2 separate regions of the Mus musculus genome follow, and region 2 is linked to region 1. The links are chromatin contacts, found by Hi-C or POLR2A ChIA-PET in ENCODE. All regions are on one chromosome and are shown on one strand. The core of a region is the stretch at or near the end of the contact, and the rest is flanking DNA. Distances in the headings are between cores, read along the strand shown. Region 1 overlaps Klhl26 (kelch-like 26). Region 2 holds the start of Tmem59l (transmembrane protein 59-like).

Region 1 (6,140 bases), core at 2,635-5,134:
CCCTCACTGGGGCATTCTAGGTAAAGGCTCCACCCCTGAGCCATATCCTAAGCCCCTGAGGGGTTCACTGAGGGACTCTAGGCAGGAATTCCACCCTAAGTGAGACATACCCCAGCTTGGTGAGCTTGCCCTTAACCATATGTAAAAGTCTGTGCGTTTGACTCCGTGCACAGATGCACATGGATTTGCATGTCCATCTTGGCCATGTTAACTCATGAGTTGCTGTATGTCCTTGAACTCAAGTATGCCCTAGCTCTTAGGGGTGGGTGTGTGTGTGTGTGTGTGTGTGTGTGTGTGTGTGTGTGTGTGTGTGTTTGTGTGTGTGTGTGTGTGTGTGTGTGTGTGTGTGTGTGTGTGTGTTATATGCATATACTGTGCACAGGCATGTTTCCCTTTCTCTGAAGGACACAGACATTACTGACTGAACGTGCAAGTCAGCTTCTGCTAATTAAAAACAGCTTTTTTATGTTTAAAGTTTACAATACAAAAAATAATTTTCCTTTCTTCAGGGGGGTGGGGTGGGCGCCAAGGAAGGGGCAGGGGCCCCCAAGAACATTCCATAAACTGGCTCAGATGGCTCTGCACAATCGCCCTAGTTAGATACACTAACCCACCCCCACCCCTGGCCCCACTGCAGGCTCTCTGGCTAGCTCATTGGGGACAAGATGTTGTGAGGTGCTATGTGATCTGGGGGACTTGTGGTTGGCAGACACTTCACCCTGCCCCTCTGCAGAAGGCAGCTACAATGTCTTGGTGGGTTGTTTGGATACCCCTGGCAGCCTGGGTCCACTCTTCTATAGATCAGCCCTTGCTTTAGTAGCCACCACCCGAGACTTACTGAGGAAGGTAGCTGGAGTACAGGGAAGGGACCTTGGGATGACAGCCCGACTTCTTAGAGAACTGTTCGAAGTGTCAGTCACTTGTCCCCAACTGTCACCCTGTGCTGAGCTGGGCTGGGGCAAGGATCCTGAAGGGTCTGGCACTGGAAGAAGCATCCGGGAGAATGGAGACAGGTCTGCTGAATCTGACCCATCATGGCCTCAGAGGCTTATCTGCAGTTGTATGTGTGTGTGTGTGTGTGTGTGAGAGAGAGAGAGAGAGAGAGAGAGAGAGACTGAGCAGAGATGGAAGCTTCTGGGGGCTGTAGCAACATGGAGAGGTCCCTCACCAGCCTCTCGTGCACACCCTCTTCCAGGCTGCCCAGCAAGCCTGGCTCCTCAGCCCAGTTGACACTCAGAAGCCCTGCAGCTCTCCATTCAGCAGGGAAGCTGAAGAGAAAGGGATAGAGGGGCCCCCAAAGCCCGAGGTCACACAGGTGGCACAGGTCACACTGGTGGCACAGGTCACACAGGTGGCACAGGTCACACTGGTGGCACAGGTCACACAGGTGGCAGGCGTAGAGCACAGGTCTGCTCCATCCTTCCTCCATAATGCCTTTATTAAATCAAAGGACTGATCAGCAGAGGCTGCAGCAAAGGACTGGGATTAATTACTCATGTGCTGAGCGGCCGTACAACGATGACATCCATGACTCTGAGCAGCAAGGGACACCTTAGATCACCAGAGAACATACTCATTTGGAAGACAGTGGGGCTGGCTTCCTTAAACAAGAAAAAAATTAAACAAAATATGAAGATGAGAGTTCAGGATTTAAACAGCAAAACAAAGCAGGGCTGCCATCGAATGAGGCTGCTGGGGCTCACGGCCATAGCACCTCCCACCACCCCACCCGAGGGTGGGCCAGACCTGGGAGCATGGCTTTCTATAGCCAACATGTTAGATGGGCCCCCAGCTGGCTCTCCTCCCGGGCCAGCTGACACAGGCCTCCTCACCTGAGGTGGCTTTTGTGGTTTCTCTGCTTTTGTTTTTTGTGGGTTTCCTCATTTCAGGGCTGTGGTCCTGGCTGGCCTAGAACTTGCAATGATTCTCCTCCCTCTTTAGCCTCCAGGGTATTGGAAAAGGCCACACCATGCCTCACTTATTAGCTCTGTCTTCTTATAAAAGGGGGTGGCACAGGCAAAGAATGCTGGGTTAACGGGACAGGGGCCTTTGGGATGCTCCAGAATCCACAAGTCAAGCGGGCCAGGGAGGTTGGTGATGAAGACTTGGCTGCATCTGTCACCTGTCAGGGGGCCTCTGGGACACACTCTGACTCCTGCATCCTGAATGCTGTCCAGGCACCAGAGAGCTGATTTACAATCTTACTCATTTGATTGTGTGCGTGCATGTGTGTTCCATGATGCCCACGTGGAGTTCAGAGGGTAATCTGAAGAGTCTCTCTGCCTTGTGGATCCCACGGCAGAAATCCAGGCTAGGATTTTAAACAGAAGAGTTTAGTCAGGAGACAAGGAGAGTTGCTCCTCCCTGGACTTGGTGTTTTCTGTCCACAAGCTTTCATCTGTCTGGCTAGGGATGAGAGATACCAAGACCTAACCACACAGGACAGTGCAGAGACACCCACTGGGCAATGGCTGCCATGGCACCTAAACCTTGGGGACCAGATCTCTCTCTCTGTTGACTTGGGGCTGGGAGGTAGGGACCCCTGGGCTGGGGGTCTGACACTTGTGGGGAACACAGCCAGGATCCCAAGCTACCTCCCATGGCCTGAGCGGGGCAGCAGGACAGCAGCACAGGCAATGCCTGCAAAGGACTCGGGGAAGTGCAGGTCTCTCTCCCACTCATCCGTCTCAGTGTTGTACACCTGAACGATGCCTGTGACATTGTTCAGCCTCCAGTTGTAGCCACCCACGATGTAGATCTTCCTCTCTAGTAGACAGCAGCCAGCTTCCGACTGACCAGCTCGCATGGGTGTCACACTGGTCCACTGGTCGGCATCCGGCACGTAGTACTCCACAGCCAGCACATCGAAGCAGCGGTCCACGTGGTCCATGCGGCCACCTAGGGCATAGATGCGGCCAGCAGCGCCCAACATTGCGTGCAGCACGCGGGGCTCACGCATGGGCGCCCTGGGCTCCCAGCGGTCGGCTGCTGGATCATAGCACTGCAGCGCCTTCTTGTCCTCCGCTGAGACGCCATAACCACCTGAGATGTAGAGGCGACCAGCAGCTGCGGCACCCGCATGGCCCCAGGTACGGCGCTTGAGTGGGCAGGCAAAATCCCAGCTGTCACGGCGTGGGCAGTAGCGCTCCACAGACGCCAGGCTGCCCGCGCGATTTCGGCCACCGGTGGCATACAACAGCCCTCCCAGTGCAGTGAGCTGGAACTGCACGCGGCTCTCACGCAGTGCTCGCAGCCGCAGCCAGCGATTGCGCTGTGGATCATAGCGGTAGCAGGCGTCCACAGCGCCTTCGCCACTGCGGTGCTGCAGATGCTGGCCGCCTGCCACGTACACGAAGTTATCCAGCACAGCCACGCCCGCGTGGCTACAGCCCAGTTCCATCTCCGTGAGCTCGCGGAAGTGGCGTGCTCCTGGCTCAGGTAACTGGAACACCTTGCTGCTGACAGCTCGGTCGCTGTCGGTATAAGGTGTGCCCCCGAAGGCCACCAGGGACGCTACATCAGAGCGCACAGCAGTGCGAGGCGACTGCATGTCATGCTGGCGGCAGGGCAGCACGTGGTAGCTGAAGGCCTCCAGCAGGTACTGGCGACACAGGGCATCGTCGAGCATGACGTCGAGTGTCTGCACGCTGTCCACCAGTTCAGCAGGTTGCATGAGCGGGAAGCGCACGTGGCGTAGCACAAGGCTGGCACGGGCGCGGCGGGCAGGATCATGCTGCAGCCAGCGCACAGCAGCGCGGAACAGGTCAATCTCGGCGCAGCTCTGCAGCCGGTTGCTCTGCAGAAAGAAGACAAGGCGCTCGAGTGGCAGGCGCAGAAAGTCCTCTTCTGCTGCTATCTGCAGGAAGTGGCGGAATGTGAAGGCATCTACTGACTCACGCAGTGATGTCAGGCTGAAGGTGGTAGCCATCTGGCCAATGTGCAGGCACGTCTCTACGCTCATGGCAGCTTTCAGGAAGTCCTCGCACAGCTCCACCACCGGCAGCATCTGCAGAAACACGGCAGCACCCAGCACGTCCTGCACACAGTCTAGGTCCAGTGTCACCTCAGCACTGTAGGCAAAATCGATGATGTGACGCAGGCCACGTGCAGACACACCCTGCAGCTGGATGACAGCCTGGTTGGCCTCACGCATGCCGCCAGTGAACATGGCCCTGGAGGTGGAAACACACCCAAGAACAGGGCCAGTAGAGAGTCAAAGCTTGTTCTGCCCTCACCCAGCCTTTCTGAGCCCGTGCAGCTCTGCGCGGGGCCCCCAGCCCTGAAGGCTAACTGGTAGGTTTCTTAAGGAGGTATCAGTTGTAGATGCACAACCACCTTGAGCTCCAAGTCAGGGCCAGCCTGTGCTCCCCCACTACCACCAGAACCTAGGATCTCCTCACTGACTGCTTGCAGGCATGACCAACTTCCCCAGCCTGGAACCCGTGAAGTAAGGATCAAAGGGTCTGCCCCATTCCCCCTAAGCTGTTGCGAAGGTCTCAAGAGGTCACTGCCCACAAGGGGCTGTGCCCATTACTGCTGTCTACAGGGAGAAGCTACAGAGACTGTGTTCCTGCCCAGGCATGGCCAGCATCAGCCGAGTCCTCAGCCTGTGTGAGGCCTGTGTTAAGGGCCTCTGGAGTCACATGGCAGCTGGTGGGGGGATGCAGACCCATGCGTGAAGGTTCTGGAAAGGCTTGGGGTCAAATCTCAGTTTCCAGCAGGAAGGAGAGAACTGAGTTGTGCTCACAGGGTCTGCAGGGGTCCCTTGGTGACATTCTCCAACATTTTACAGCAGCCCTCACAACGGTGAGCAGGATTTCTTGCCAGAGGGGAAGGGATACCACCCATCATCAAAGGTGACAGCCACCCCATAGTGGTCTACTTGATGCAACCTAGGCTGAGGTCACAGCAGGAGTGAGGCCATGGGTGTCATGGAGGTGCTGTCGTCTAATGCCATCATTCTGTGGGATAGCATCCTGGGCCTCCCTAAGACCATAAGGAACAGCTCCTAGCCCCAGCCCCTGCCTGTCCCCTAGAGTCCCCACAAGCCCTTGGGCACTTCAGTGAGAAAAGAGGCCAGACCAGATGACAGGATGGAGTTTTGCCTTTTAAGGTCTCATGGGCTACATTGCCAGAGCGGGGGTGCCTTTAAAAGGCATTGCTGGCTGGGCTGCCCACCCGCTCACAAATCCAGAGTAAAAATAGCACAGATGCCCCAGTTGGCTGCAGCAGCTCCTCGTAACAGTCTTGCTGCGCCCCAGGGAGGGCTGCTGGGCCTAGAGGGACATTTGGCCTGATATCCACACCCAGGTAACCAGTGGACCTGGAAGACTTGACCCTCTTAGAAGGACGGTCACAGCTGGGGAAGAAGACTTAGCACAAGTCTCCAAGGACAACCATTCCAGCTTCCACCCTTGCTGGCTGGCAGGGGCATCCCCTGATGAGACAGCTCCACTGGGCCCTTAGTTCTGACTCAGTCCCAGGACAGGGAAAAGTAGACAGACCCATGTGTCTGTGCGTGCCTGGGGCATGATACAGGGGAGCCCTAGGGGAGACAAGAGATCCACCTGGGCTCCAGGAGCCAACGCACAGACCCTGCAGGGCCTGAGCATCATGGCCCCCGGTGTCTCTCCAGTCTCTCAGTTGTTTGCTTTTGGTACTTGGAGGGGATGCCACAGCAGCAAAGGGCTCACTTTCTCCTCGCTGGGCATGGTTGGCATTAATGCCTAGCACACAGCAGATGTTGAATGAAGGTTTAGGAAGGGGGAGGCTGAGGCTGGGTTGGCAGAGCCTGCCTGAGCTTGCCTGAGCCTGTGTGAAGCCCCAGGTGTACTGCTGCAGGCCTGTCTGCCTAGCTCTGGAGAGGTGGAAGTAGAGGATCAGGAGTTCATGGGCATCTTGGGCTACATTGTGAGTATGAAGCTAGCCTGGATTGTGCGAGGCCTATCTCAAGAGAGAAAAATGAGTGTGGAGAGGTAAGAAAGCCTCCAAGATGGCTCAGTGGGTGGGGGCCCTTGCTGCCAAGCCTGACTACCTGAGTTCAGTTCCCAGGACCCACATAGTGGAGGAGAAACCCAATGCCTACAAGACACCCTCTAACCTCCACGTGCACCATGGCTCACATGTGCCTTTACCCCACT
Region 2 (6,140 bases), core at 1,945-4,444, 35 kb after region 1:
CACTTGTCTCAAGGGGACTAAGGGATGTGCTGGCAAGAGAGGGAGGGAAGACTGGGGGGTGGATAAGCCCAAGGTTGGTCCCCAACCTGACCTTGGGATTTAGGGTACAGAACGTAGGGAGGCCCCTGCACTTGGCAGTAGGCTGGAGATTACAGCGTGGTCAAATCAAGCTTCAACTTGTAAGGAGGTGTGCTGTCCTCATAGGCAGGCGGCGGCAGGGGTGGGTATAAGGGCCAGTCAGACTCCACCAAGAGGCCCTTGTGCTGTTCTGCAGTTAGAGGCTGTATAGATTGGGGCAAAAGAGCCTTGTCTGGCTTCCCAAGGCAAGCAGGACCCCCCCCCCCCAGCATGCAGCCCTAGCCATCATGACTGTTACTCACCTGGAACTTGAGGTGCTGGCCTGGTGTGGTGACCAGAGTGCAGCAACTCAGCCAGAGCATGATCAGGATGGACAGGAAGAGACAGCAGAATAGGACCCATCGAGGCAGCCCGGAGCGCCTGTACCAAGGACAGGCATCGCTCAGCTACCTGAGCCTCCCATATCTGCGCCCAGCCCAGCCTAGACCACTGGCACCTACCGGGACATGCAACTGAGGAAGTCACTCTCTTGTTGGTCCTCAGACTCTACCTTGGCTTTGCTGGTCTTCACTCGGGGCTTAGCCTTCCTCACTTTGTCCAAGGGGCCTACAGGGTCTGAAAGGTGGGGGGCATCTCAGTCCCAGTCTCAGCTAGAAGGACAGCCTGGTAAGGAGTGGGAAATAGATGCCAGGACTCGGGCAGGAGGATGTGTAGGGCTGGAATAGAGGTGCAAGGGATCTTGGAATATGACCCACAGAATGTGGAGGTGGACCATGAATCCTGGGACCACTGGACCCTGGGAGACTATGGATTCCACGACACTGATCATGGATCTATTGCAATCTTACCCATGTGCAGTTCTAGGGCCTTGGGGTGGGACCTCCTCCAGGTCACCTCCACTCGCTGCAGATGGCTCCCTTGGAATGCAAAGTTCTCTGCTACAGGCTGAGTCTGAGCAGGGAACAAAATGTTACAGAGGTACCCTCTGAGCCCTGGCAGACTCATCTCAGATGCAAGAGGGCTAGAGTTCCTTGTCCAGGTGGCCCCCAGTTCTCCCAGGAGTCAAGCGGGAGAACACCATCCCATGGGCTGTATCCATTAGCCTTAACACCTCTGATGATCCCTAGAAACAGGAAGATGCCCAAGCCAACGACACAGAATTACAGGATTGACCTACATGGTCATGTGACCCAACCAGCCAGTGCCAATCAGAGTAAACCCTTTTCAGGTAAAGCCCCAAACAGAGGGCAGGTAATATGGCTCAGTGAACTAAGGTAATGGCTGCCAGGCCGCATGAACTGAGTTCAGTCACCGGGACCTACATGGATAGCAAGAACAGTGTTCCTGGATGTAATGTTGCCTGAAGTTCTCTCATGAGGACTTCATATACCATGAGGCAACCACGGGATGCCACTCCGGTTCACTGTGCCATTGTTCTCTCACCTGGAACACCACCACTTTCCGGTTGTCTGTCTGAAGGGAATATGTCCAGGAGGAGGATAGAAAGCCCTGGGCAGAACTCATCAGGTCGCTACAGAGCATGGAAAACAGGTACCGAAGGGAGAGGCGCCCCCTGGGCGGGTCCAAAGCCAAGTCCTAGGAAGAGGAAGCCCAAGACAAACTGGTGCTGGAAAACTGGGCTGTGCTGATTTAGACAACTAGTGTAAGAAAACCTGAGTTTCAGTATCCAACAGGGACCCCTGCCCTGCCATATGTCAGCTGTGTTCACTTAAGGGGAAGAAGCCACACAGTCTTTCTTTGAGTGCTTGGTTTTGAGATGGGGATTTATAGGTTAGGGGGTTCACCTTCTGCTCCAGCTGGGTCTCAGGTTCAGGGATCTGGCCCCAGCACCCCTCACTGCAGGCCCGTTGCTCCGCTGCCTTCACGTAAGCTTCTGTGCAGGCTGTGGGCCACAGGATGGAGTCACTGGGAGCTGCTTCCCAGGATACCTCTGCTGCAGGCACCCCCAAAGTGCACCCAGCCCTGGAGGACTCACCTGCTTCACATTCTGTCTCTGTGGCATTGGGCCTAGAGCTCTTGGCCACAAAGCGGCAGATGGAGAAAAGCCGACAGCCACGCTCACAAGCACTGATCAGGATAGCCTTGTTATTCGGGGACTCTGAGGGACCCTCTGGCTCAGGCTGGGAAGGGAGATAAGAGACTCAGGCAAAGGTACTCGGGGAAGAAGGCTGGGGTCCCCCTAAGAATCCACGAGACTGAAGTCAGGTTTCAGAAAGCCAGGATCATCATGGGGGGAGGGGTGCCTTCTGAGAAACAGCAAGCAGCTTTCTAAGCAGGCTGGATAGTGGCCTGCACAGTGGCCTCTCCAGGATGGAGGCTGGCAGAGGGCTTCTCAGAGAGAGGCAGAGCTTGCACTTGGGAACAGCCTGGAGCAGAACTGTCTCCAAGAAGGCAGTGAGGAACGTGGGAAGAGAAGAGAGCCCATGGGGGAAGGAGGGACAGCACCAAGTAGCCTTGGACTGTGGGTGGGGTGTGCTCCAGGACCTCTCAGGTGCAGGTCTCAGCCTCCCTTTGGCATGTCCCCACTTACAGTGTTCACCCCAGGTGCCAATTGATCCCTTCCTAGAAGGAAGGGCAGTTCTGAGAGACCCCTCCCCCTTCAAGACACCCTCATTGCAGGCACCTCAGTTCCTCCCACTCCTGAAGATCCTCCATCCTGTCGCCCCACTATTTCTAGAGGACTCTCTGGCTCCCACATCTCTTTAGGGACTCTCAGAATCCCGCATCCCTCTGCCAACCTGAGGAACCCCACGTCAGCTCTTTTCTCATCCGAGGTTCCCCCATCCAGGCCCCTTCCCAGGACCCCAATCTGCACTAGCATACCAGGTACTCGCATCCCCTCTTCCATCTGAGGGTCCTACACTCAGGTCCCTCTCCTTTTCCAGTCACTGGGTTCCTGAGAGTCCATCTGTTACCTGCGCAGGAGGCGAGCCAGGGTGGTGCTGGCGACACCGCTGCTGGCACCTCTGAGTGTCCCCGAGCTGCGGAGCGAAGGGGTCACGCGCTGGGGTTGGGGTGACCAGTGACGCCAACAACAGCAGCAGCGGCAATGCTACCGCAGCCATGGCTGAAGATGCGCAGCGCGGGCCCTGGGATGCGGGACCGGGTGTTGACGTCACTGAGCGAGGCAGCCTGGGAAGGGGGGGGGGGTGTGCTGCGGCGAGCGGGGCGGGCAGGTGAATCTCTACTCCGGTCGGGGACATATTCTTGATACTCATGGTCCGGCTCTTTGACCGGACTTGGATCTGCGTGCCGGGAATGACAAAGAGGACCTGGCTAGATACGGTGACAGGCCTATCTCAGGCCACTCAGGGATGAAGGCCAAGAGCAACGGGGCAGGGAGCATCTAAGATCCTTAGTCAAGGAATTTTTTAAAAAGGGAAGAGGAGTATGGACAGGGCAATGAAAGAAGAGAGAGAGAGAGAGAGAGAGAGAGAGAGAGAGAGAGAGAGAGAGAGAGAGAGAGAGAGAGAGAGAGAGAAAGAGAGAGAGAGAGAGAGAGAGAGAGAGAGAGAGAGAGAGAGAGAGAGAGAGAGAGAGAGAGACCAAGAGGATGAGGAGGTTGAAGGCCTGGGAGGATGGAGGGGGAGGTAGAATGAGAAGAGGAAGAAAACGGAAAGTGGGGGAGGGGAGGGGTAAAAAATGGTAAGAAGGAAGGAAGACAGTTAGGGAGGAGGGGAAACAAGAGGTGTTTGAGGACCAGGAGGAGGCGGACAAAGACTTGGGAGTGGAGAGAGAGGGAGTGGAGGAGAAGGGAGGCCAGAAGGAGCGAGCAGGACCATAGAGCTGGAGCCGGGGTGGATTTGAAGCATCTGAGGGCGCGGAAACTAGCCGACCACCAGCCACAGTTGGCCTGCTTCCGGGACACTAAGACTCTAGGGGGAGGTACTCTAGGGGCAGCTGCCTCCTCCAGGAAGTCCTCGAGGAACTTCAGGGAGCAAAACTTAAGGTGGTCTCCCTCCATTTCAGTGCGGAAAAACAGACCTGAGGGAACCCATTGTCTCCCTGGGACTCGGAGGCCCCCAGCACTCTAACAAGGCCTCTGAGCCGCTCACTTTTCCCATCTGGTGGGAAAACTTGAAGCAAATAGGGACACAGTGGCTTCCGTCCTGGATTCGGAGGTCTCCACGGTTTCCTCCGTCCGGGCGCCAGGGCGCGGGCTCTGAGCCCCAGTGGCCTGCTTGGCACAGGTGCCTTGCGGCCTGCGCGTCCAGTCGCTCCGCCCCAGTAGACGAGGAGGCCGCTCGCAGGGTCGTCGGGTCACAGGGAGCCGCAGGTTCCGGTCGGGAGGAGGGGCTGGCGCGCCCGGGTCCCCGCCGGCCGTTTGCTTTCATCTCAGCGGCCGGGGCCGGCCCCCACGTGGCTTAATCAGGCGCGGCTGTGCCTGGCGGACCTGAACATCTGGATCCCGGCGCGGCCCCTCCCCCGCCCCTCCCGGGCTGGGCCTCTCTTCCACCAGCGCACCCTGGGCACGGTCCCTGTGCGCTGGGACCCCAACCGTTTCCTCAAGTCGGACGCCTTGGCATATGCCCATCATCCCAACACGCGGAAAGGCTGAGGCAGAAGAATCGGTGCGAGGTCCAGGTCAATCTGGGTTAGGACGTGAGTTCTAAGTCTGGCCCTCTATAGTGAGCGAGACCCTGTCTCAAGAAACCAAACGCAAAGCCTGTTTCCCCAATTTACAGGTGGGAAACCTGGCACCCGGACGCCTGGGCAGAGCCGGAATTCAAGTTCACACTTGTCATTTGCAGAGTCCCGGGCACTTAACCCTTCTGCAATTACGGTCCTTCATTCAATTTCAAACAAACACTCCTTTCAACAAAGATTTTCTTGCCATGACTTTTTTCTCTGACAAAAACCCTATAGGGTAGGGCTGTCCCCCTTCCAAATTAGGTCATTGGAACCCGGAATGGCACAGGGGATGGGCTTAGGTGACATGATACAGAAGAGGGCTAACAGAGGCTGCCAAGCTAGGGAGGATGGGGGCTGATGACAAGGCGGGCCTGACAGTCTCAACAAGAAAGACCGAGACAGGAGGATGGCCGAAAAATCGAGGCTAGCTTGGGCCACGTGACACCGTGTGTGTGTGTGTGTGGGGGGTCATCGTCCAGTGTAAAAAAGAACTTCCCATGACTCTTTGCAGAGAGAGAAACTGAGGCATGAGGGTTTGAGTCAGAGCGACCCAGGGCTGAAAGTAAGTTTGTTGGCTTCCAGCACCCCCTCCTTTTCCGCTCCCCGAGGCCGCTGGGGGTAAGCGGAAGAGGACTTGACCCCGGCCCCCCAGGTGAGCCCCGACGCCCCTCCTGGCGTTCCCGGGGGAGCTGGCCCAGGTGAGGGGCGGGCGGCCGGCGGGCGGCCGGGGTCGGATTTCAGGAAATCCGCCGACATTCCTTCGGGGCTTAAGAGGGAAAGTTGACTCGCCGCCGCCCCGCGTTCCCCCCCCCCTCCACTTCCTACCCCCCGGGGCGGCGCGGCGGGGGCGGGGGGCGCTGTCCGCGTGAATCAGCGGACTCCCGGCGTCCGGGAAGCAGCCACCCGGTCAGGGCAGGCCGCAGACAAGCGCCCTTTGTCCCTGGCCGCCTTCGTCACGACCCTGCTGACCCCCACCCCCAAACGGAGTCCAGCCCGGCAAGGCAGGGTGGCGCCGCTGCCTGCTGTCAAGGGAGGAGCGATGAGAGGAGGGGTGCGGTGCTTCCCCCATACGACTGGCTATCCTGGGACTCAGCAACAGTCTTTTGAGGATGCAGAGGAACAAGGACCACAGACTTGGTTGGCCCCAGAGCACCCAAATCCAGACTGGGACCTCCCCACATCCATATCTAGTACTTAAGTTGCAAAACACTATAAAATTGAGGTCTGGTGTCCCTACTGTCTAGGCTGTCCCCGGGAGAAAGGCTGGAGCACCCATAGGCCCTCAAGCAGACTCTCAATACCCCATTGCTCAGAGCGCAGCCAGGTACAGGCAGGAGGGGGAGGGCTGCTCCTGGAGGAATGGTCGGTCACAGGGAAGGGCAGGTCCCCGCTCTGCCCTTCTGAGTCCG

The links. A loop is a pair of places that touch in the nucleus more often than their neighbours do. ChIA-PET counts read pairs that join two places held with the same protein, here RNA polymerase II (POLR2A).
Region 2: a loop to region 1 is called in a map of left cerebral cortex, with 1.9 times the contacts of the local background. The contact joins the promoter of Tmem59l here to the enhancer-like site in region 1. A Hi-C loop is called at or near these places in 5 of 37 maps with a recorded cell type or tissue (T-helper 17 cell, gastrocnemius, heart and 1 more). POLR2A ChIA-PET finds 5 or more read pairs at or near these places in 3 of 5 experiments (Patski and embryonic stem cell).

Annotation. Positions count from the first base shown.
Region 1 is chr8:70,448,848-70,454,987 of GRCm38, forward strand. It overlaps Klhl26 (kelch-like 26), which reads right to left. Exons shown (of 3, transcript NM_178771.3): 3 at 1,381-4,172. The coding sequence ends at 2,591. Among named protein-coding and RNA genes, the nearest start is that of Crtc1, 12 kb to the left of the region's middle. Within about 2 kb of position 3,885, at least 1 of the 3 ENCODE cell types and tissues checked has a DNase peak (open chromatin) inside an H3K27ac peak, as active enhancers do; it is heart, where a contact is called at or near this core.
Region 2 is chr8:70,484,154-70,490,293 of GRCm38, forward strand. It overlaps Tmem59l (transmembrane protein 59-like), which reads right to left and starts at 3,195. Exons shown (of 8, transcript NM_182991.3): 1 at 3,015-3,195; 2 at 2,075-2,219; 3 at 1,884-1,981; 4 at 1,522-1,674; 5 at 927-1,029; 6 at 579-693; 7 at 381-498; 8 at 1-281. The coding sequence starts at 3,164. The coding sequence ends at 150. 1700020G03Rik (a long non-coding RNA gene) reads left to right here and starts at 3,654. Exons shown (of 2, transcript XR_870493.2): 1 at 3,654-4,701; 2 at 4,785-6,140.